Linked DNA regions of Homo sapiens: regions 2, 3 and 4 are each linked to region 1. Evidence: chromatin contacts called from ENCODE Hi-C or POLR2A ChIA-PET data. All regions are on one chromosome and are shown on one strand. The core of a region is the stretch at or near the end of the contact, and the rest is flanking DNA. Distances in the headings are between cores, read along the strand shown. Region 1 holds the start of RBFOX2 (RNA binding fox-1 homolog 2). Region 2 holds the start of HMGXB4 (HMG-box containing 4). Region 3 holds the start of IFT27 (intraflagellar transport 27). Region 4 has its middle 14 kb from the start of MIR6069.

Evidence for each region. A loop is a pair of places that touch in the nucleus more often than their neighbours do. ChIA-PET counts read pairs that join two places held with the same protein, here RNA polymerase II (POLR2A). Pooled maps may share reads with other maps.
Region 2: a loop to region 1 is called in a pooled map, with 10 times the contacts of the local background. The contact joins the promoter of HMGXB4 here to the promoter of RBFOX2 in region 1. A Hi-C loop is called at or near these places in 6 of 50 pooled maps. POLR2A ChIA-PET finds 5 or more read pairs at or near these places in 2 of 52 experiments (OCI-LY7 and WTC11).
Region 3: a loop to region 1 is called in a pooled map, with 12 times the contacts of the local background. The contact joins the promoter of IFT27 here to the promoter of RBFOX2 in region 1. A Hi-C loop is called at or near these places in 7 of 50 pooled maps. POLR2A ChIA-PET finds 5 or more read pairs at or near these places in 2 of 52 experiments (OCI-LY7 and Panc1).
Region 4: a loop to region 1 is called in a pooled map, with 5 times the contacts of the local background. The contact joins the enhancer-like site here to the promoter of RBFOX2 in region 1. A Hi-C loop is called at or near these places in 2 of 168 maps with a recorded cell type or tissue (B cell and OCI-LY7), 1 of 37 single-sample maps with no recorded cell type and 6 of 50 pooled maps. POLR2A ChIA-PET finds 5 or more read pairs at or near these places in 3 of 52 experiments (A549, BJ and WTC11).

Annotation. Positions count from the first base shown.
Region 1 is chr22:36,026,820-36,031,909 of GRCh38, reverse strand. RBFOX2 (RNA binding fox-1 homolog 2) reads left to right here and starts at 3,086. Exons shown (of 14, transcript NM_001349999.2): 1 at 3,086-3,670. The coding sequence starts at 3,485. RefSeq lists a silencer at 2,851-2,920.
Region 2 is chr22:35,255,330-35,260,419 of GRCh38, reverse strand. HMGXB4 (HMG-box containing 4) reads right to left here and starts at 2,927. Exons shown (of 11, transcript NM_001003681.3): 1 at 2,863-2,927. LOC105373017 (a long non-coding RNA gene) reads left to right here. Exons shown (of 4, transcript XR_938210.3): 1 at 1-2,232; 2 at 3,159-3,207. RefSeq lists a silencer at 2,368-2,867 and an enhancer at 3,133-3,633.
Region 3 is chr22:36,773,884-36,778,973 of GRCh38, reverse strand. IFT27 (intraflagellar transport 27) reads left to right here and starts at 2,855. Exons shown (of 7, transcript NM_001177701.3): 1 at 2,855-3,300. The coding sequence starts at 3,267. RefSeq lists enhancers at 1,463-2,026, 2,554-2,813, 2,592-3,155 and silencers at 3,054-3,103, 3,234-3,293.
Region 4 is chr22:35,348,419-35,353,508 of GRCh38, reverse strand. No RefSeq gene overlaps it. Among named protein-coding and RNA genes, the nearest start is that of MIR6069, 14 kb to the right of the region's middle. RefSeq lists enhancers at 332-391, 2,342-2,461, 2,028-2,536, 3,127-3,659, 3,660-4,192 and 2 more and a silencer at 2,562-2,681. Within about 2 kb of position 2,593, at least 26 of the 41 ENCODE cell types and tissues checked have a DNase peak (open chromatin) inside an H3K27ac peak, as active enhancers do; they include B cell and OCI-LY7, where a contact is called at or near this core.

The DNA.
Region 1 (5,090 bases), core at 1,837-4,336:
CTGAGATTGGGCCACTGCACTCCAGCCTGGGAGACAGTGAGATCCTGTCTCAAAAAAAAGAAGAAGAAGAAGAAGAAAGAAGAAGAAAGAAGAAAGAAGAAAGAAGAAAGAAGAAAGAAGAAAGAAGAAGAAGAAGAAGAAGTTGTTTAAGGCTTCTCTTTCCAAGGCCCCTGGTTAAGCTTACTGTATCACTAACCAAATTAGTTGATGAATAATTACCACCTATTAAGCAGTTACTATGTTAGGCACTGTGCTAAGTGTTTACTTTTGTCCCATTTAATCCTTAGAACAACACTGTGACTATTATTGTTATCCTACAAATGAGGAATGGAAGGCTTAGTGAAACAAAGTAATTTGCCCAGCATAGTGGTTGCACCAAGGGGTTACTGGGGTGCTTTGCTTGCCGCATGTGAATCTCTAGCAGCCCCACTCAAGTCACCTTACATAATTAAAAAAAACCCAATAATAATGATAATGATATTCTTTGATCTTGACAATGAATGTTTTTTCACTCTCATTTAAAATGTGAATAAAGGTCAGGCCTGGTGGTTCATGCCTGTAATCCCAGTACTTCGGGAGGCCAAAGGGGGGGAATCACTTGAGGTCAGGAGTTCGAGACCAGCCTGGCCAACATGGTGAAACCCTGTCTCTACTAAAAATACAAAAAATTAGCCGGGCGTGGTGGTGGGCGCCTGTAATCACAGCTCCTTGGGAAGTTGAGGCACAAGAATTGCTTGAACCCAGGAGGTGGAGGTTGCAGTGAGCCGAGATCACACCACTGCACTCCAGTCTGGGTGACAGAGCGAGACTCCATCTGAAAAAAAAAAAGTGAATAAAGTGATAATGGTACTACTAATAAGCTATTATTAGTTAGCTATAAGTGTTAGCTGTAACACTTATGGAGCGCTTATCCTAAATCATTCCGTTCAAAGTTCTAAACGTGATAACATTAAATTCTTACAATAATCTTTTCAGGAAGGTATTATTGTTATCCTAATTTGCAGATGAAGAAACTGAGACACAGAGGGGGTAAGTAGCTGTCACAAGGCATCATGACTTGCAGGTGGCAGAGCTAAAACTCTGCTATTTTTACTGATTTATAACACAGCCTAAGTAATACAAACAATATGCTCAATACAACAACTCACCTTCAAGGCAAGTCCTCCCGACTTCCCTTCCAACCAGTCTGCAATCCCCAAACACCTTTTATATGGAAGTTCTTAGTCACCACTGGTCCCAGATTACGTGGGCAGGAGGTGGGAAGCCTGCGTTCTCATCTGGGTTGGTCTGACTCTGAAGCAGGGATCTTTACTGTTGTACTGTTCCAGCCCCAGCCAGGTTAAACCCAGGTTCAAAGGCCAAATCACACACTGGTTGGAAATGACCTTGGAAATCATCTAACCCAGCGTTTCTCAACCTCCGCACTATTGACATTTGGGGTTGGATAACTCTCCTGGGGGGACCGTCCTGTGCATGATAGGATGTCAAGCAACATTCCTGGCTTCTACACACTAGATGCCAGCAGCACCTCCCCACTGTAACAATCAAAAATGCCTTCAGTCGGCCAGGCGCGGCAGCTAACTCCTGTAATCTCAGCACTTTGGGAGGCCGAGGCAGGCGGATCACCTGAAGTCAGGAGTTCGAGACCAGCCTGGCCAACATGGTGAAACCCCATCTCTACTAAAAATACAAAAATTAGTTGGTGGCGCACACCTGTAGTCCCAGCTACTGGGGAGGCTGAGGCAGGAGAATCGCTTGAACCCAGGAGGCAGAGGTTGCAGTCAGCCGAGATCGCGCCACTGCACTTAAGCCTGGGCGACAGAGCGAGACTCTGTCTCAAAAAAAAAAAAAAAAAAAAAAAAAAAAATGCCTTCAGTCACTGACAAATGTGGGAGTGGAGGTGGTGGAATGGCAAAATTTCTCCTTGGTTGAAAGCCACTGATCCAAACCATCTCATTTTACAAATGATGGAGCTGAGGTCCAAAGAGATGAAGTAACTTGTTTAAGCTAGTTAGCAAAGCCAAGATTAGAATCCAGGTTATTCACGCAATATCCTTTTATTTCTATAACGTACAGGGCACGATATGGAACTCAGAGGAAGTCACTGCAGTCCTTGTCCTCACAGTCTGGTAGGGGAGAGAATCTATTGCACAGATATCTCTATCTCCACGAAGTTGGTAAGTCATAAAGTGCTCCTCAGGCAGCAAGGTACGAAGAAAGAGAATATGTTCTCGTGTTCTGAATTCCGGATCTGCCACTTTTTTGCTGCAGGATTTAACTAAGGTTCAGTTTCATCATCAATGAAATGGAGATCATGGTATCTACTTATATCACCAGTTTGAAACGGGTCTGTGGATGCATTGTGCAAACTCTAAAGCTCTTACAAACATCGGGTATTATTACTAACTTCATTAGGAATGTGAGTTATATTAGAGTAAAAGCTCTCAGAACTGGGGTGAACCATAGAGGGGTGGCTTCATTCCTCGACCTTCCAATTTGAGACATTTTTTCTTCTGCGGGAGGGGAAGCAGGCAAATAGCCTGCCTCTCACAGAGTGCCCATTCCCTCTCCGGGAACCAAGGTGCTCAGGCGAGTAAACTCAGGACTTAACTCTGTACAACTAGTACCGCAAGCAGGAGCCACTCCCTGGCCTTCGGGTCTCTCAAGCCCCGCCTGCTCCAGGATACGGCCCCGCCCAGAAAGGAGACAGACCCCGCCCCCCCCGCGCTGCCCCGCACTCCAGCCGCGCTGTGCCTCCAGGACAATCCCAGGCCCGTGCCGGAGATTCCCGAGCTTCCCCGATCGCTTCCCGGCCTCCCTCGGGCAGCCAGCGAGGAGACTACGGAGATTGCCGAGGGGGCCTGGCCCCGCCCCCCCCGCGGGCCGCCACCGCCCCCCTCGCCGTAGCCTCCCGCGCGGGCTGGAGTTCTACATCCCGGTCCCTCCCTCCCTCCCTCTTTCTCTCTCCCCGCCTTCCCGGTGCTGCCACAGTGGCGGGTCGGAGGATCCCGGCCAGTCAGCTCGTTCCTGCCTCGCGCCCCTCCTCCCCCCAAAATAAACAGCCCTCCCCACGCCTCGGGAGCCCGGACCGCCCCCTTCCTCCCTCGGCCGGCGTGCTGTGAGGGAGAGTGTGAGCCAGCGCGGCCGGTGGGCGAGCTCCGGGAGTGCGAGAGGCGGGGCGGCGCGGCGGGCCGGGCCGGGTTTCGCGTGTGCGTGCGGGGGCGCGAGCGAGTGCTCATCACGACCCGCCAGTGGCCCCGCGCCGACAACCCGGCGGGCGGGCGGGCGGGGAGCAAGCGGTCAGGCAAGGAGCGGCGGCCGCGAGGCGCGGAGGGGCGCGGAGTCCGCTCGCGCGCACGCACGCACGCACGCGGGGGCGGGGGCAGGCGCGCGCCCGCCTGTCGCGACAGTCGGGGCCGAGGCCCAGGGGGAGGTGGCCTGTCGCGGGTCGCCCGGCTCCCGGAGGCGAGGGGGGCGCGGGCGGATGGCGGAGGGCGCCCAGCCGCATCAGCCGCCTCAGCTCGGGCCCGGCGCCGCCGCCCGGGGCATGAAGCGGGAGTCGGAGCTGGAGCTGCCGGTGCCCGGAGCGGGAGGAGACGGAGCCGATCCCGGCCTGAGCAAGCGGCCGCGCACTGAGGAGGCGGCGGCCGACGGTGGCGGCGGGATGCAGGTGACCGCGCGGGACGGGGCGCCCAGTTATTGCGGGGGTGGGCGTGAGGGTCGACACCGGGCTCCCCGGCTTGGAGAGAGGGAGGGCCTCCGGGAGTCCTGGGTTGGAGGTGGGATGGGGGGCCATTCGGGGCCTGGTTGGAAGGTGGGGCGAGCTCGGGCTAGGAACGAAGGTTGCAGGACTGAACCTGGTGTGCCCGAGAGGGTCCTGATTCCTGAGGGGCCAGGAGGCACGACGAGTGGATAGGTTTTGGGGGGAAATCGAACAAGGTTGAGATGGATTCCATTTTTTCAAATCCTTCCTTAGTGCCTTGGGGTGGAGTGGAAGCCGGGAAATCCTGGCTTCTCTGGACTGAGTCGAGGAAAAGGAGATCTGGTGGGAAACCTCCCGAGAAGAGGGAGTACCTTTTGGCAGCCCTGGGCACACGCTGGGATGGGGAAGAGAAGTGGCATTTCAATGAGAGGAGTGAAAAGAAAACTCCTCGAGAGAGCCCCGAGGGGATGTGGCTGAGATTGTGGGTTAAATCACACAGAGTGTGAGAAGTACAAGGAGTTTGGTAATGTTATGGGGACACGGTGGTGCTCAGTCTCATTTACTTTGTGGAGCATACTAATGAGTCTGAAGGGAGACACTAGACATGTCCCTCCTGTTCTTTGCCAATTGCATTCTACATCACCAGGACACAAAATAGCTCTTTAATGTCCCGGGCTATAAAAAAAATTTTTTTATAGGGCTATTAGAAGACTGGATTCTCAATTCTGGATTGAAAGATAAACGTGGTTAATTTGGGTAGGGAATGGGAAAGGTATTGATGTCAGCTGACTTCATAGTTTTGAAGAAGACCTTGAAACCTTTGGAGGTTTTACGATTTGGTCTTTGCCCAGAAAATACTGCTATGACATGATGAGTCTCACCTACCAACAGTTGTGCAGACTTGTGCCTAATTCTCTCGGAGTCATAGGATGTTAGAGGGATGCTAGGAGGACTAGACATCATCTTTTCCAGGGGTTCTTAACCTGGGAAGACTTGGAAGATTCTTACTCATAGTAGGTGATGTGCACTTTTTGGTGGAGGAGAGTCAATAGTTTTCATCTTTGTTTTTTTTGGAGGAGATTCAAGTCCCAGCTTGTTTTAACCACCTTATTTTATAGATGGGGAATCAGAAGTCCAGAGAAGATGGTGACTTGGGTAAGGCCACCCAGTTAGCTAATAGTAAAACTAGAACTAGAAGCCTGGTCTTCTAATTCCTATTCCTGTGCTGTCTCCATTACACCACTCTTGGAAATCTCTGCAGTGCTAAAAGACTTCCTGTGCTCTGCTCCCTGCTTTTCAAGCCTCTGCCTGACTTCCTGTGTTAGGGACAGAGCTGTACTTAAGCCTAGCATGTTTGTTGTATGCTTCTTGGTCTCCTTTGCAGAGT
Region 2 (5,090 bases), core at 1,678-4,177, 770 kb after region 1:
TAGAAGGGAAATACAGGGAATTATATCAATTTATTTGAAAACAGCATATCCTCTCAATGGCACTAAAATACTGAGTTTATAAGAAAAATATATAGATTATATAGATTTTCATAGGCTGATAATGCCAAGAACCAATGGAGACCTCAAATTAAACACTTTCTGTGCATGAATTTTGGCAAAGAATATTTCAGAAATAATGGCAAAAAACTTAAATATTCAATGTCATAAATACAGTCATCAGTGTTTTGTCAACAACAAAATGCACTTGTATATGTAAGCAAAGGCTGGTCCTGAGACTTATAACAGGCCTTCCCTTTGGTAACATCAAAATCAACATAAAACAGAGTTGGGCAACCTAACAGAATAGAAATAAGTACCTCTGAAGACAGAAAGAAAGAAAGATGACTGTATCGTGGTCTCGTTACTGGCTGCTTTAAAAAACTAGTGGATTAAAAAGTTGTGAGAGGGAATAGAAAATTAGGAACTGCTTCTCAGAGGCACAGGCCAACCAAGAAAATGTGGTGTTGGCATTACATATATTAGGTCTACCACTGTTTAAATTTTCTTAAAAACACTGAAGAGCATTTTATAAATTACTGGATTAAATAACCTGAAGAAAAAAGAAGGAATGAGGCCTGAAGACACGTCCAATTCACTGAAGAACTGGGGCAGCCAAGAGCTTGAAAAACTAAAATTAAACACAACGGACTGTATCAGCCACAGCTTGGGCAGACCGATGGGCCCTGAATTTCTACGTTCTTTAAAATCAGGATATTATTGCAGCTCAGGGTTTAGTTTTGGAAAGATACCAGATAAATCTCAAGCAACAGTGTGAAAGAAAGGCAGAGTTCAGGCAACATTTATATAAGATCAGATGAACCCCTGATATTCCTTCCAGGTCTTGAATACAATCTGTGAAAATTCAGAGTTCAGGGGTAGAGAGTAGATTGTGAGGATTAATGAAAATGAATATTAGGTTTGATTTTCACATTAGAAAAGGGAGGTCATAATTACATTAAATGTTGGCAAATGTGAAACAGGTGTTAAAACCCAGTCTCAATTCAATAATTTGGGAGTTTATAAAATTCAATGTTGTCAACTCCAAGAGGCAAGAATAATTTTGTTTGTCTCAGTGTGCTAAGATATGACAACATAAGTAAAAGTTCACTATTTCATACTGTTGATACAAGTAAAAAACTGGTACCATAAAAATGTATACTTATGAAATGCACAAATTGTTAAATAGCTCTTCGGGGACTTTTCTTCAGGATATGAAAAAGGAGGGGGCAGAGTTGCTCTTTCCCTGGTAGATAAGCATACAAGTTATGTTCAGGCATAGGCCTTTGGGATGACCAAAGTAATCAGGAGGAAAAAGTCCTCAGATATAGCACTTTGTCATTTTGAAACTTCAAATTACAGTTAAAAAACAGGTTTCAGACTTTTTTTGAGGTAACTTGAGCTCCTGCAATCAACAACCTTCTTCACCCCATAATGTAAATGAGTATCGAAAAAAAGGAAACAAAGTAAGCCCCGTCACACGGACAGTAAGAGAAATTCTGAACTCCAGGTCTGTTCCAGGATGAGAGCCATGTCCAAGATTCTGCATTCTCTTCTTCCAACCACTCCTTTCAAGAACTCAAAATGCCAGTCAGTGCAGGTAAAGGAAGATGCACATCCGCCGGTTGCCAATTTCTGAAATTTTCTTGTTACTTCTACGATACAGACAAGTGATGCCTTCTCAACTTCGTCCAGGTTTCTTCCAATCTCCGAACACGGTGACTCCGAATCCTCTTGCCACTCCCTTCTCCAGGGACCTACCTAGGCAGCACTCCCAGCCCCTGCCAGCTCTGGAAGCTGCAGAGATCCCGACAGTCGGGGATGGGGATTGAATCCTCTCATTGCAGTGCAATTAAGCGGAACCACGACCACCGCACAGATTGGCTGACAACACACATTCCATAAGACCAGCAATCGAATTTTGAGAAGCCTTGTCCAATCAACAGGCTTTATTTGGGATTCAGTTTTTTACTTTGTTCTATTAGGAGGAAATATAATCAGCCACCAGCTTAGCCCTCCAAAAGAGGGGACAGAGATGTTTCTCCGCTTTTGCACGCTATAAAGTGAATCTACAAGTAGTAGTTGGTGGAGGGAAAATGGGCCTGCATGGAGAAGGCGCCCACCACGAAGGCACGGCCAAGCCGGGTTGCACGCAAGAAACACACAAAATACCAGGTGATTTACACAAACAGCCCCCAGGACCACCATTTTTGTGGTCCCCAAGGCAAACCAGTGGGATTCTCCCGGCAGTTTTGCGGCAACAGCTAGCTCAACAAAGCTCTGTGAAGAGGAAAAGAAGAAAGCTCCTCGTACTTTCTCCTGCCAGCCGCAGCCCCAGCCCTCCCGTGGCCGCGGCCACGAGCCCTTTCCCCCTGACAGCCCGAGGGACCCCCGCATCGCGGGTTCCGAGCCGCACAGCTCGACCTGAACCCGGGTTCCCGCGTCTCCGGCGGCCTCACGGCGCCCCCGAGGGCGGAGACGGCCCGGGCAGGGGGAGGGGCGGCCCGGGTCCGCAGGCCCCCGGGGCGGCCGCACGCCCCCTCCCGGCCCCGCAGCTTTCCCGCCTTCCCCGTTTGAACAGCTCCCGCCCGCCCTCCTCCTTCTGCCCGCTCCAGCCCCTTCCTGGGGGCGGCTGCGGCCGCTACTCCAGTCCCCGGCTCGGCCCCTGGGCTAGGCCGCGAAGGGCCTGGGGCACCCCAGAGGTGATGTCGCGGGCCCAGGGCGGCGGGTGGCGACGGGGCGGGGCTGCTGCCGCCTCAGGGTGGGGGCCCAGCCCGGTCTCCTGGGGTCTCCGCTCGCCGCTACCTTCACTCGGCTCGCCCGGATCCCGCCTCAACGCCGCCGATCGCCGCCATCTTGGAGAAGGAGAGAAAAGCGCGAGCGGCCAGGGAGCCTCAGTCGAGCCCAGAGCGCAGACTCGGGCTCCGGAGGGGGAATCCCGCTCGACCAAGAGCGCCGAGCGCATCGAATAAAACTCGGAGCCTGCTGAGCGCGGGAGCTGGCACTTATTTATTGAGAATTTGCTATGTCCCAGCCTTGCCCTAGAAGCTTACAAACATTATTTCACTTAATCCTCACTGTATTCCTGTCGCATTTTGCAGAAGAGAACCAGGCTGAGAGAAGTTAAGTGACGTGCCCAAGGATACACAGGTAGTTGGAATGTGAGACCGAGTATTACTCCAAGTCTTCTGATTCTGAATGCAGTGCTTTCCCCAAAATACTATGCTGTTTCTTTCAAGATATTGTTATACAGCAGTTCTCCTCTTTGCAACACCTAGATCTATGCAGATTAATAGCAGTGTGCTTATTTGGACTTCAGCATCTACATTTGAACATTTGGCATATTAGGGGTGAGGTGAAGAACTTATCTTTGTAACAATGTACAGTAAAATAATTTGCATGGCGAATCATCTACATTTTTTAGTTAGAAACAGTCTTCAGAGAGAGAGAGGAAGAGATGTCATATACAGGCGAGAACACAATTTTTCTGATTTGCCATTGAGAACTTCGACCAATGAGTAGAAATTACAGTGTATAGAACTTGGTTTGATATGAAGAAGAACGCCAGGGGCGGTGGCTCACGCCTGTAATCCCAGCACTTTGGGAGGCTGAGGTGGGTGGATCACCTGAGGTCAGGAGTTCGAGACCAGCCTGACCAATGTGGTGAAACCCCGTCTCTACTAAAAATACAAAAAATTAGCCAGGCGTGGTGGCGCGTGCCTGTAATCCCAGCTACTTAGGAGGCTGAGGCAGGAGAATCGCTTGAACCCGGGAGGCGGAGATTGCAGTGAGCCGAGATTGCGCCACTGCACTCCAGCCTGGGGGACAGAGTGAGACTCCATCTCAAAAAATATATATATATATGAAGAATAACTTATTTTTCTAGTACAGTTCAGTAGTACAATGGGCTTCCTTGTGAGTAGTGAGCTCCCTCCCACTGGAGGAGCGCTCAAGCAGAAGCTGGTGTTACTGTAAAGCAGAGAAGTTAGAGATGTAGATTGGCTTCTAGAGTTGTGAACCCCATGCAACGTAAAATCATGTGTGCAGTGTGTGTTTTCCTAGGGCCCAGGCCCCATAAAAAATTAAGAACCTCTGTCCTAGTGTATTTTCCATTGCAGAGTTGGGTGAGTGCTTGAAGACGAGGTAGTCATGAGACCAATAAAAGCAAGGTGATTTGTCTGAGACCACACTCTAATCAGTGATCAGATAAAGATGAAAAGCCAGATTGTTAGACTCTGGTTCAGTGCTCTTTTTGCTATATCATGCTCTCTCCCCCTCTGCACTGAGTAGAAGATTGATTCTGTTTCTTACAACTGTGAGATGCTGAGATGTTAAAACACCTGAGATAAAGTTGCTGAAATCATTTGCAAAATGTAACTGCAAATACTTAATAAAAGTAGCATGGCCTTTTTCTCCGCAGCTCCCATCCTACTCACCAAAAAGACAGGCAATGAGTTTCACCAAAAGGTGTTAGATTGCATTTCTGGGACACCCTGCCTGACGTTAGGCTTCCCTTTGAGGCATTTAAGAGCCCTAATGATGTATTTCCTTTTTGTTCTTCAGAGCCCTAAATCCATTGGTCAGGATGATTTCAGTTGTGACAGAAACCCATTTCCATGTGTTTCCCCAGAAGAGGGGAATTTATTGGCTCACATGATTGAAATTTCCAGTACCTGCAGACATGGTCACTTCCAGGGAGGTAACTCAAGCTGGTCCTTTGACGTGTCTGTGGTGCTCTCCTCTGTTAGCTTTATTCTCAGATTCAGGTGATGACTCCAGCAGCTCCAAGCTTCATCATCTTTCCTGCTAGCAGTGTCCCTGTGGAGGGAGGTTTTGTTTGTTTGTTTTGAGACAGGGTCTTTCTCTGTCACCCAGGCTGGAGTGCAGTGGCACGATCACAGCTCACTGCAGCTTCGACCCCCTGAGTTCAAGCAATCCTCCCACCTCAGCCCCCCAAGTAGCTGGGACCACAGGTGCATGCCACCATGCCCAGGTACTTTTTGTATTTTTTGTAGAGATGGGTTTTTTTTGTT
Region 3 (5,090 bases), core at 1,606-4,105, 750 kb before region 1:
GTTCTGGATCTGGCTGACTTGTTGCATGACCTTGGCCTCTCTGTGGCTCTTTCCTTTCTTCAAATGAATGAGAGTTTCCACTTCCCAGGGTCATGGTTTCATACAGGAGAGAGGATGTGAAGTGCTTAGCAGATGCCTCACATCTAATGCTCAATCAACGCAAGTTATTACGGCAAGGAACTCAATAAGTATTTGCTCTTTAGGAAGGGTGAGAAGGAGTTCAAATCCATCTCTGCTACTCACTAGCTAGGTGACCTTCGGTGTTTCACTTAATCTCATTTGGGCCCTAGTTTCCCCATCTATCAAATGGGGATGATACATGGTTATTGTGAATATCAAATGTAAATGTGAAATTAAACTAATTAATCCCTAAAATCACTTAGAACAAGGCCAGCCTTAAGTCTGTGGTCAACATAGGCCAGCTGTGACTATTAGAGCTGCTCAGAAATGGGATAACTCGAATTGCTCAGGAGCCCCCATGGCTCCAAAATTCTCTGACCACCTTAAACCTAGTGACTCTCATTCAGCTTACCTTCAGTCACAGAAATGTATAGAAGGCCCTTGGGTCCATGAGGTGAAGGGGGACAGAATTCACCATACAAGTGTTTACCATCTCTCTAGAAAGTTCTACAATGCTCTTATGATAATGCTGACTAAAATCACACAGAGTAGCAGCAACAAAAGGGAGACAGTGGGTGGGGAACAGAGAACAGCCCTGGGAGGGAGGTGTGATTATTACCTGCAAGAGTTAAAGAAAGAGGCAAGAAACATGAAAAGTGGCTCAACAGTTAAATACAGGTTTATTTTGGAGCATAAACCTGAGAGGGGCTTCTGGCCAATTTCAGTCAGGAGTGCTCTCTCTTACAGACTAAGAGTATTTAAGGGTTTAGGGCAAGAGAGCTTACCACAGGCTTGGAATGTTTCTGTGTGGAGGAGAAGTTTACTGTGGGGTTGGAATGTCTCCGGTCTGAGGGTGGGTTATGTTGGGGCTGACATCTCTCTGACCAGAGGGGAGGTTATCTTGGGGCTGCATGTCTCTGGTCGGGGGGTGGGTTTATCTTAGGGTTGGAATGTTTCTGATTGGAGATGTCACTTGTGGTTTATGGTCATTCTGACATTAGCCATTAGGCTGATGCCCTTTGGGTTGAATTTAGGCCGTTTTTGATCAAGGAGAACTTTAAAATGGCAGTGCTTGTCCAAGATGGCTATGCTCCGGCTCTGTCATTACCCACCTCGCAAAATGAAGGAACCAAGGCTTCGGAGGCTGCCCTGATGTGTGTCTGTGTCTTAGCTACGTGGAGCTGCCTCGGGAGGGTGACTCACCAAATGGGGTCCTTTAAGGGATTAACAGGGTCACTCATGGTGAACAGGTTGGCCTGGAGGGGAGCCGGCAAGAGGAAGGCAGAAGACCAGAAAGAGGCTTTTTGCTCACTCAGACCTGGATGTCTGAGACAGACTCACGTGATGTCACCAAAGAAGAAAAGCAGTTACGAGAAATGAAGGAGAAACAGACCTTTACCGTAGCGCCAGGAATGAATCCCAAGGAAAGAACATCTCAGACAACTTGCATTTACTCTGGATTCGGGGCTGAAACCATCAGCCATTCATAGAGTGTGTGTGTTTATTCCCCCACACAAGGCTGGCAGCCACTCTGAGATGCAGAGTGGCGGAGAGGTGGAATGTTCTAGGTGTCTGGAGGGAATGTGGAACTTTCGCACAGGCACCTTTGCTGAGGGGCTGCTCTTCCCTTCAGCATCAGCCATCAGAATCCCAGGGGCCCTGAGAAAGTGAGAACAAGGGGTACATTCGGCCAACCAGTGACAGTGATGATAAACCAAATCTGTCCAGATAAGCTTCCGCTCTCCCATCCACCCCACAATCACGTGTGCACCTACTATCTCCCAGGCACTCATACGTTTCTCTCCTTCCATCTCCACAACCACCCCACAAGGCGGGTTCTCCTAGGCCCATCCTGAGGCTGAGGGATGAGGTGACTTGTCCAGGCCAGGGATTTAGGTCTCTGACCCCCTAACCACGTGCAAGAGGCACCCCCAACCCAGTAAACGCGTACAGAGAGCCTCCCTGGGTGACGGGCAAACGAGGTTAGTGATGCATTCTCCTTTTGCAGAGAGTAAATGGACTAAGAGCAAAGTACGACTTCAAGTTTCCGAGTCTCACCGCTTAGCCCCATCAAAGTGTATTTGTTCTCCCTTTGTTCACAAACATCACTTTAATAAAACACCTTCATATTTTAGATTTTAACGCTCATTACATCTTTGAGCTTTTAAAATGAGATTTCCCTGCGGGATGCGGGGCAAGGACTGCACTTCTCCATGCACTTTAATAGCCGCGCTGTGCAGAACCCGGGAACCGGGGAAGCCGCGAGAACCGCGCGAAGTCAGAGCAAGTCAAAACGACCTCTACAGCGGCGGCCTGGCCCACTGCGCAGGCGCCGCTCCAGACCGCCTAGAGCCCAACCTGCCCCATTGTAGGCGAACCCACTTCTAGAAGGACAGCGGGAGTGGCGAATCCCTATTCCTCCCGAAGATGGGTCAAGCCAGACTCTGACCAATCAGAAAGCTTCTCTTGTCACCGCTTCTGACTGCTTGACGTGGAGGCTTCTTTATCTCGGGACTCTCAGGCGCAGCGGGGGCGGGATATAAAGCTGGTTGACGTCAATTACAACCACTCGTCAAGCAGACTGAACTTGAAGAACTGATAACTCTACGAATTGCATCTCAAGAAAAGGCTGTTATCCCAGCTCTCTACTCCCATTGGATTTTTGTGAGACCTTGAGGGTGGGAGCTTTTGGCGGCAACCAATCGAGGGTCAGCGAGGAGGAGGAGGAGGCGGGGCAGGTGGGCTATGGTTGCTTGGAGAGTGCATCCGGCCCGGTACTTGTGATCGGAGGAGAGCCGGATCGTCCTTCCTTGAACCCTCTGGGTAGGGCTGTGCTGAGGGGCTGGGCGGGGAGCACAGGCCGTGTCCGCTCGCTTGCACCTTTTCAGACTGCCGTGTCAGGCCTCGAGCCGGGCCCACCTGGAGCCCTCCCCTGCCCACCCGCCCCCAGCGCCCGATATCCGCCCCCGGCCCAGAAGGGCCGGGCTCGGTCATCCCCAGTCCCGTCGCGGCCACTGACCCTTGAGATCAGCCCTCCCCTCCCCACCTTCCCGTCCCAGGCCAGCCCAGGGCCCGAAGCCCACCCACTCGCGTCTCTAGCAGCCGCTCTTGTCCTCTGGGTACGGCTCGCGGGAGTGTTGGTTACCATGGTGAAGCTGGCAGCCAAATGCATCCTGGCAGGTGAGTCTGAAAACTTGCGCTTGAATACGGTGGTCTCTGGAGTCCAGAGCCTTCATAATTCATCCAGAGCTTTTGTTCACCTAAATTGCCTACCTTTTCCTTTCTCTCTCCCAAAGGCGAGTTACTGCAATTACTGATACAGTAAATTACGTTAGGCGTGGAAGAATGATCTTCCAGGGCACTTCGCAGCTCCAGTGGATTTCCCCCTGCTCCCTGTCACATACTCTGAGACCACCTTCACCAGTTGAGGTGACTCGTTAAAAAATCACTAGTTACAACTCTGGAGAAGCAGACTTGTTAAAACAAAACAAAACAAACAAAGCTTAAGCAAACCTTGAGTGCTTCAGCTAAACATATACTGTACCCCAAAGTTAGGCATCAGTGACTTTGGTAGTCTTTACTATGGGATTTTTCCCCCGACCTCACCCCCTCTGATAACGGTGACCTGAGTGTAGTGACCAGAGTTTGCAAAAGGCACTTGTGTGTTGTCTTTAAGACCCAAAGTTACTGTGCTGCCCCACTCCAAGAAGGGCATAAATGTTGAGTCTCCCAAAGGCAGGAATCTTTGTTTTGTTGACTGATACATCCCAAGCACCCAGAACAATGCCTGGAACATAGTAGGTACTCAATAAATACTTTTAGAATGGATGAATATGTGAATATGTGGCATGCACATTTGTAGTGTACCCCTTGTATCAGTCTGCACATTTAGAAAAACAATATTTTGGATTATAGACTGCGAAACACATATGCATGTTACTGAGTGCTTACTGCATGTGAAGCACACATATTTCATGTAATCGTCTCACCATAGCACACTGGGCTAGGTACTGGATTGTTTTTCTTTTTTTTTTTTTTTTTTGAGACGGAGTCTCACGCTGTTGCCCAGGCTGGAGGGCAGTGGCGCAATCTCGGCTCACTGCAACCTCCACCTCCCTGGTTCAAGCAATTCCCCTGCCTCAGCCTCCCAAGTAGCTGGGATTACAGGCGCAAGCCACCATGCCCGGCTAATTTTTTTTTGTATTTTTAATAGAGCTGGGGTTTCACCATGTTGGCCAGACTGGTCTCGAACTCCTGACTTCAGGTGATCCACCCACCTCGGCCTCCCAAAGTGCTGGGATTACAGGCATGAGCCACTGCGCCCGGCCAGGTACTGGATTGTTCTGATCTTACTGAGGCACTGAGAGATGTCAGCCAAGGTCAACCCCTAGTGAAGGCCCTATGCAGGATTTCAGCCCCTAGATCTGGCCAACTCCAAAACTCTTAACTCGTGTTTCTGTTGAAACCTGTGACCTTTCCAGGCTTCCCTGGCCAGCTCAGGAAAGAAGTGGTGAGAAATTATATAGAGAAAAAGAGATTCCTGTTTTAAAAAATTCCCCTCTTCCAGACTGAGAATAAATGATAATATTTTTAATGGCTTTTATAATTTGAAAATAAAAGGGTCACACAGAAAGATGACTGACAGTAGTAACTGAATCATACTGGAGCAAAATAAATTAATGGTTCTCAGGAGAATCTCCAGTTTCCAGAGCACCAGAGGAGGCAGTGTTGTGTAACAAAAGTAATTTTGCCTGTTCCTCTTATTGGCTGTGTCATCTTGGACGAAGCACTTTTTGAGCTTTAATTTCCTTATGGATAAGGTGGGAACATTATTTTCTGAAGTTACTTTTTTTTTTAAATGGGCTTCTCTCTGGGTTCTTTTTAAATTCGGTTTTCATCATGGAGCTAACTTACTGGCGCTTTGGGTGCATCAGCTCTGCTAGACCCTCAATACAGGTGGTCTCATTGAA
Region 4 (5,090 bases), core at 1,344-3,843, 680 kb after region 1:
CCTAGGCGGTCAGCTTCCTGTGCGGGCATTCAGCAGGGTGTGTGGGTGGCCGCCTCCACCCATTGGTCCCACTGAAGCTTGGGCAGTTGTTTCCCTATCGCCGCTGGTCCTGGAGGGGAGATAAACCCGGGGTCCTGCTTCCCTCTCTTGTAGATATTTGAGTTTCTTTCCTCGTATTTCTTTCCTTTTTGGAAGGAGGATTATGGAATTTGGGGGTTGATAGGGCAGAAAAGCAGAGTGCAAAGGGGCCTTACGCTCTCTTAAATCAAGCCGATTAACAGATGGGGAAACTGAGGCCCAGAGAGAGGAGAAGGCTTGCTCCAAATCAAACAGGAAGTCAGTGTCTGTGCACCGCTGGAAGCTCGGTTGGCTGACTCCTGGGCCGTGCTTGGACCTGACACAGGGGGCCCCAGGAGTCCCCACCCTCCACCCTGCACTGACTTCCCTGTGCTTGTGCGTGGGTGGGGGCTGCTTCCTCCCCGGGCAGGCTGGGCTGGCACACAGAGCCTCCTGGGCCCCTGCACCAGGTAGGGAGGCAGTACACTGGTCAGGGCAGGCCCCTCCCCTCCCTGGGCCTCCACTTCCCTGTCTGCACATTTCTCACCCGCCTCAAGAGGTCCAAGTGCCCTGCCAACCTGACTCTGACCCACTGGGGATTTGGGGCCCTGGTCAGCTTGGGTTCCTTCCCTCTGCTGGCCAGCCTGGTCCACGGTGCACAGAGGGTGCAGGGCCAGCCTGCAGCAGGGGCAGGAAGACGTCACGGGAGTCCTGAGTCAGAGGCAAGGGGTGAGGATTCGGCCCGGCGAAGCTGCTTCCTCCAGTCTCGCCCTGTACCAGGGTGGGTGGAAGTGAAACCTGCCAGCTTACCCGCTTGGGTCTGCTCTGAAAAAACAAGCGGACATGGGGACCAGGAGAGCAGCCCCAGCCCAGCTCCCAGCACCTGTATCTCCCTCCACTCTGCCGGCACCCCTGCTCGCTCCTGGTCCCATGGCTAATCCTTGGATCTAAGGCTAGGCTGCCCTAGGATGAATCTAGCCACCCTCAAACTCCCACTAGGGCAGGGGGCAGGGGGCAGGGAGTGGAGGCGGGTGTTTCATGTGGCAGCCCCTCTGAAGACACTGTGGCCACCTGCGAAAGAGCAGTGTGTCTGGGAGAATGGACCCAGGGCCTAGAGGGCAGCAGAGGGCAATACAGGGCTGCTTCGTCCCTTTGAATTCATACGTTGAATCTCTAATCCCTAGTATATCAGAATGCGATTGTATTTGGAGGTAGGACCTTTAAAGAAGTGCCAGGCACTGTGGCTCACACCTGTAATCCCAGCACTTTGGGAGGCCGAGGCGGGTGAATCACACGAGGTTGGGAGTTCGAGACCAGCCTGGCCAACATGGAGAAAACCCGTCTCTACTAAAAATACAAAATTAGCCAGGTGTGATGGCGCATGCCTGTAATCTCAGCTACTCAGGAGGCTGAGGCAGGATAATTGCTTGAACTGGGAGGCGGAGGTTGCAGTAAGCCGAGATCGCGCCATTGCACTCCAGCCTGGGCAACAAGAGTGAAACTCTGTCTCAAAAAAAAAAAAAAAAAAAGTGATTAAGGTACAATAGGTACAATAGATCATTAGGTGGACTCTAATCCTTGATGAATGCTGTCCTTATAAAAATGGGACTTTTGAACATAGAGAGATGCAGAGGGGATATGATGTGAGGCCCCAGGGAGAAGATGACCATATACAGCCACGGAGGGGCCGGAAGGAACCAACTGAACAGATGGAGTCCACGTCCTTGATGTTGAACTTCAGCCTCTAGAACTGTGAGAAAGAAGATTTCTGTGTCTAGGGGCCTGTCTGTGGGGCAGGGTGGTGGCGGTCCACGCGGAGAGGGTGGGAGGCACTGGCAGGACGGGGCAGTGGTGGCAACAGAGATTGGTTTCTGCGGGGATGGGGGGAGAGAAGGAATGAAGGACGGCGGGAAGCAGGTTTCTCACTGCTGGAGAAGGGAATTAGACATAGGGGAAGGGCGGAAAAGAGAAGGAATCTGTGGTAGAGCTGGAGTTACTGGGCGAGCTCATGATTTGTCTACACGTGGAGACAGAAACGGCAATGCACACGGATCTGAGCGTGTCGGCTGAGAAGGCGCGGGAGCAGGGGGCCCCAGCAACGGCACACCGGGGCTCTGTAAAGAGAGGGAGGGGACCGGGCTCACTTTTGCCCACCCAAAGCTCCCGTAGCTGAGCTCCCAGCTTGTCTCACCAAATCCTCCCCACAACCCTGTGAATCGGGACGTTTAAGAAGATCTGAGGCTTCCAGAGATGAAATCCCTTGTGTAGTCCCACAGCAGAGCCCGGCGGTGAAGCCAGACCCTCGGACTCCAGCTCCCAGCCCCATCACCATTGTTACTCAGCCCCACCAGTCAGAGGGCGTGTGCGCGTGTGTGTGTGCACGCGCGCGCCTGTGAGCTCGCGCGGGGCAGGAGCGGGCAGGAGCCGGCAGCACCCGCCCCTTTCTCCCGGTGTCTGTACCCGGGAGGGGCTGATTTGGCCGCGGTGGACTCCACCCTAGTGCCCCGGCAAGCCCTGTACATGCAGTGCTACTGCCATCTCGTGGTCGCCTTGAAACACTGACCCTGAGCAGGGGCCGTAGACCGTGCTCAGGACTCAGAACTGGGCCTACCTCCAGCCACCTTGGAGCGGGCAAAGGCTTCCTAAAGCGCCTACCGAGAGCCCGCAGAGCCCAATCCAGGAACGCCAGGGGGACCCTGCCGTGTTGCCAGGATCAAGACAGCCCTGACCCTCTTAGGGTTAGCAGCCCAGACCAGGAGGAAAGACAGACACAGTCCTTTGGTTCTCTCCCAGTGGGGAGTAGGGACAGACGTTATTCTGGAGCTGGGAAGGCAATACCAGAGGCAGAGCAGGGGTCCCTAGAATTACTGAGGAGTCTGAGGGGCAGGGCTCTGAGCCAGGTGTCTGGAGCAGAGGCCATTCTGGAAGGGAGCAGGGAACCATCCGTGACAATAACAACATGTACAGAGCATTGTCTACATGGCAGGTGCTGAGTTACTTGTTGGCTCAGTCAACCCTAACAACCCTATGAGGCAACGAGTGTTATCTGCCCATTTTACCAGTGAGAAAACAGAAGCACAGAAAGGTTAAGTAATTTGCCTAAGGTCACACAGCCCAGAAGTGGCCGGTCTGGGAGGTGGGTACTGACACTAGGGCAGGAGGTGGAGGGGTCGGTGTCCAGGCCCAGGGTGGGATCGTGGTGGCCCAGGGGAGCCAGGAGGGAGAGGGCTTGGTGGAGGCTCTGCAAAAGGCTTCCTCAAAGGCAGGCCTGGGGCTGCCCCCCAGGCGCCCTTTCCCCTGCCCACCAGCCCCTCCCAGCTCCACTCAACCCCTCCCCTCCATGCCCCCGGCCCAGCGCCTTCCGATGTAGCTGGGCCCAGCGGGAGCGGCGGCACCTCGTTAATCCTGCCCTGTGGTGCCAGGTGGAGGCCCTGCTCCTACCCAAGGCTCCCACCAGACAGCTGGCCCTCATTTTCTTGGGGCCAAGACTTCCTGCAGCTGTAAAGTGATCCCGCCCAGGCCTGCAGCCTCAGACAGAGCCTGCTGCCAGGGAACCCAGCCTGACTGCACTGATGAATTCCCGCCAGCGCCCCCCCCCCCAGCCCCCATGCAGCCCCAGCAGCCTTCTCTCTGAAGGAGGCCTTCAGGCAGCCTGGAACTGTTCCAGCCAGCCAAGCCGAGACCTCTGCAGGGGCCACCTCCTGCCTGGCATTCAAGGCCCTTCATGGCCCAGCCCACCCCATCTTACCTCAGCAGCCTTAGGCCGTCCTCACAGAGAGCCTCCTGGCCCTGGGCGTCCCGTCCCATCTTCTTCTTTTCACAGCGTGAAACAATGATTGAGTTTATGTCTGTCTTTCTCGTCCCTTTCCCTCCCACGTGACCCCACAGGGCTGGCACCTGGCCGCTTCACTTCTGTCTGGCGGGCACCTAGCGCTATGCTGTGTGCAGCTGGCTCCCAGGGGATGCACCCACAGGGAGGAATGAACAACCTGGCAGTTTTCACCCTTAGCACCTGAGGCCCTCCCAGCCCTGGGGGCCTTCTGTGGAAGTTTCCTTGGGTTTCCCAGCTAACACAGGGGAGAGGAGGCCTTGGCTTTGATCCTTGTAAAATCACAACTCCCCTCTAAGAGGTCCCCAGTTAAGTAGGGAGAGAATGAGGGAAGCAGGCAGTGGGGTGTGGGTGGGGCAGGCAGGTGAGGCAGCAGTGAGGAAGGTTGGGGGTCCCAGTCTTCCATTACTTAGTGTATGACCAGGCAAGTCCCTTCCTCCCTCAGCCTCAGTTTCCCCATTTGTAACTGGTGGCCAACACCATTGACCCCCTGGGGCTGTTGTGAGGTACTGAAAGGGCTGGGCCAGGGTAGGGCACCTGGCAGGAGCTCACAGATGCCCTGGATGTGGCAGAGGGAGCTTGGCCTGGACCATGAGCATCCTGATGGCGGCAGGGCCTCCCCCTCCCCTGCCTGGCACCAGTGTGCCTGCCCCCAGCTGCTTTCCTTGCCCCAACTCCATCTTGAGGGCTGGGCTGGGCCTGGTCTCCTGTATGCCCAGCTCCAGACCATACCTCAGATGGCAGGTGCTGCCTGCCCACTGCCCATGGGAATCAGTGGCTGCTCACACAGACCTCGGCCCTCTCCCAGGAGCCCAGGACCCTGTGGACCCAATTGCTTTGGCCTCACACCGTTCCCCGACCGTGTCCTGGGCCAGGAGGCTCCAACATGCCTCAGCAGTGACTCCCAGGGAGTCTGGCCTAGAGATCCCACACCTGAAAAGGTGGCACCCTAAGACCTGGGGCTCTTGAGCTGCCATGGAGGGAAGAGCTGACCCCCTGCACCTGACCTGGGGCCCAGCGTCTGGAACTGTGTGCCATGTCTTCCCAACTTAGCTTTGGTGCCTGGAAAATGGGGAGGATGCGCTTCTGCATGAGGAAATGCTGGCACATGACAACTGCATGAGCTTCCTCCTCTGAGCTGGGCGGCTCATGGAGTCCTAGTCTCCGCATCTATACATCGAGGACGCTCACTTTGCTTCTCCCA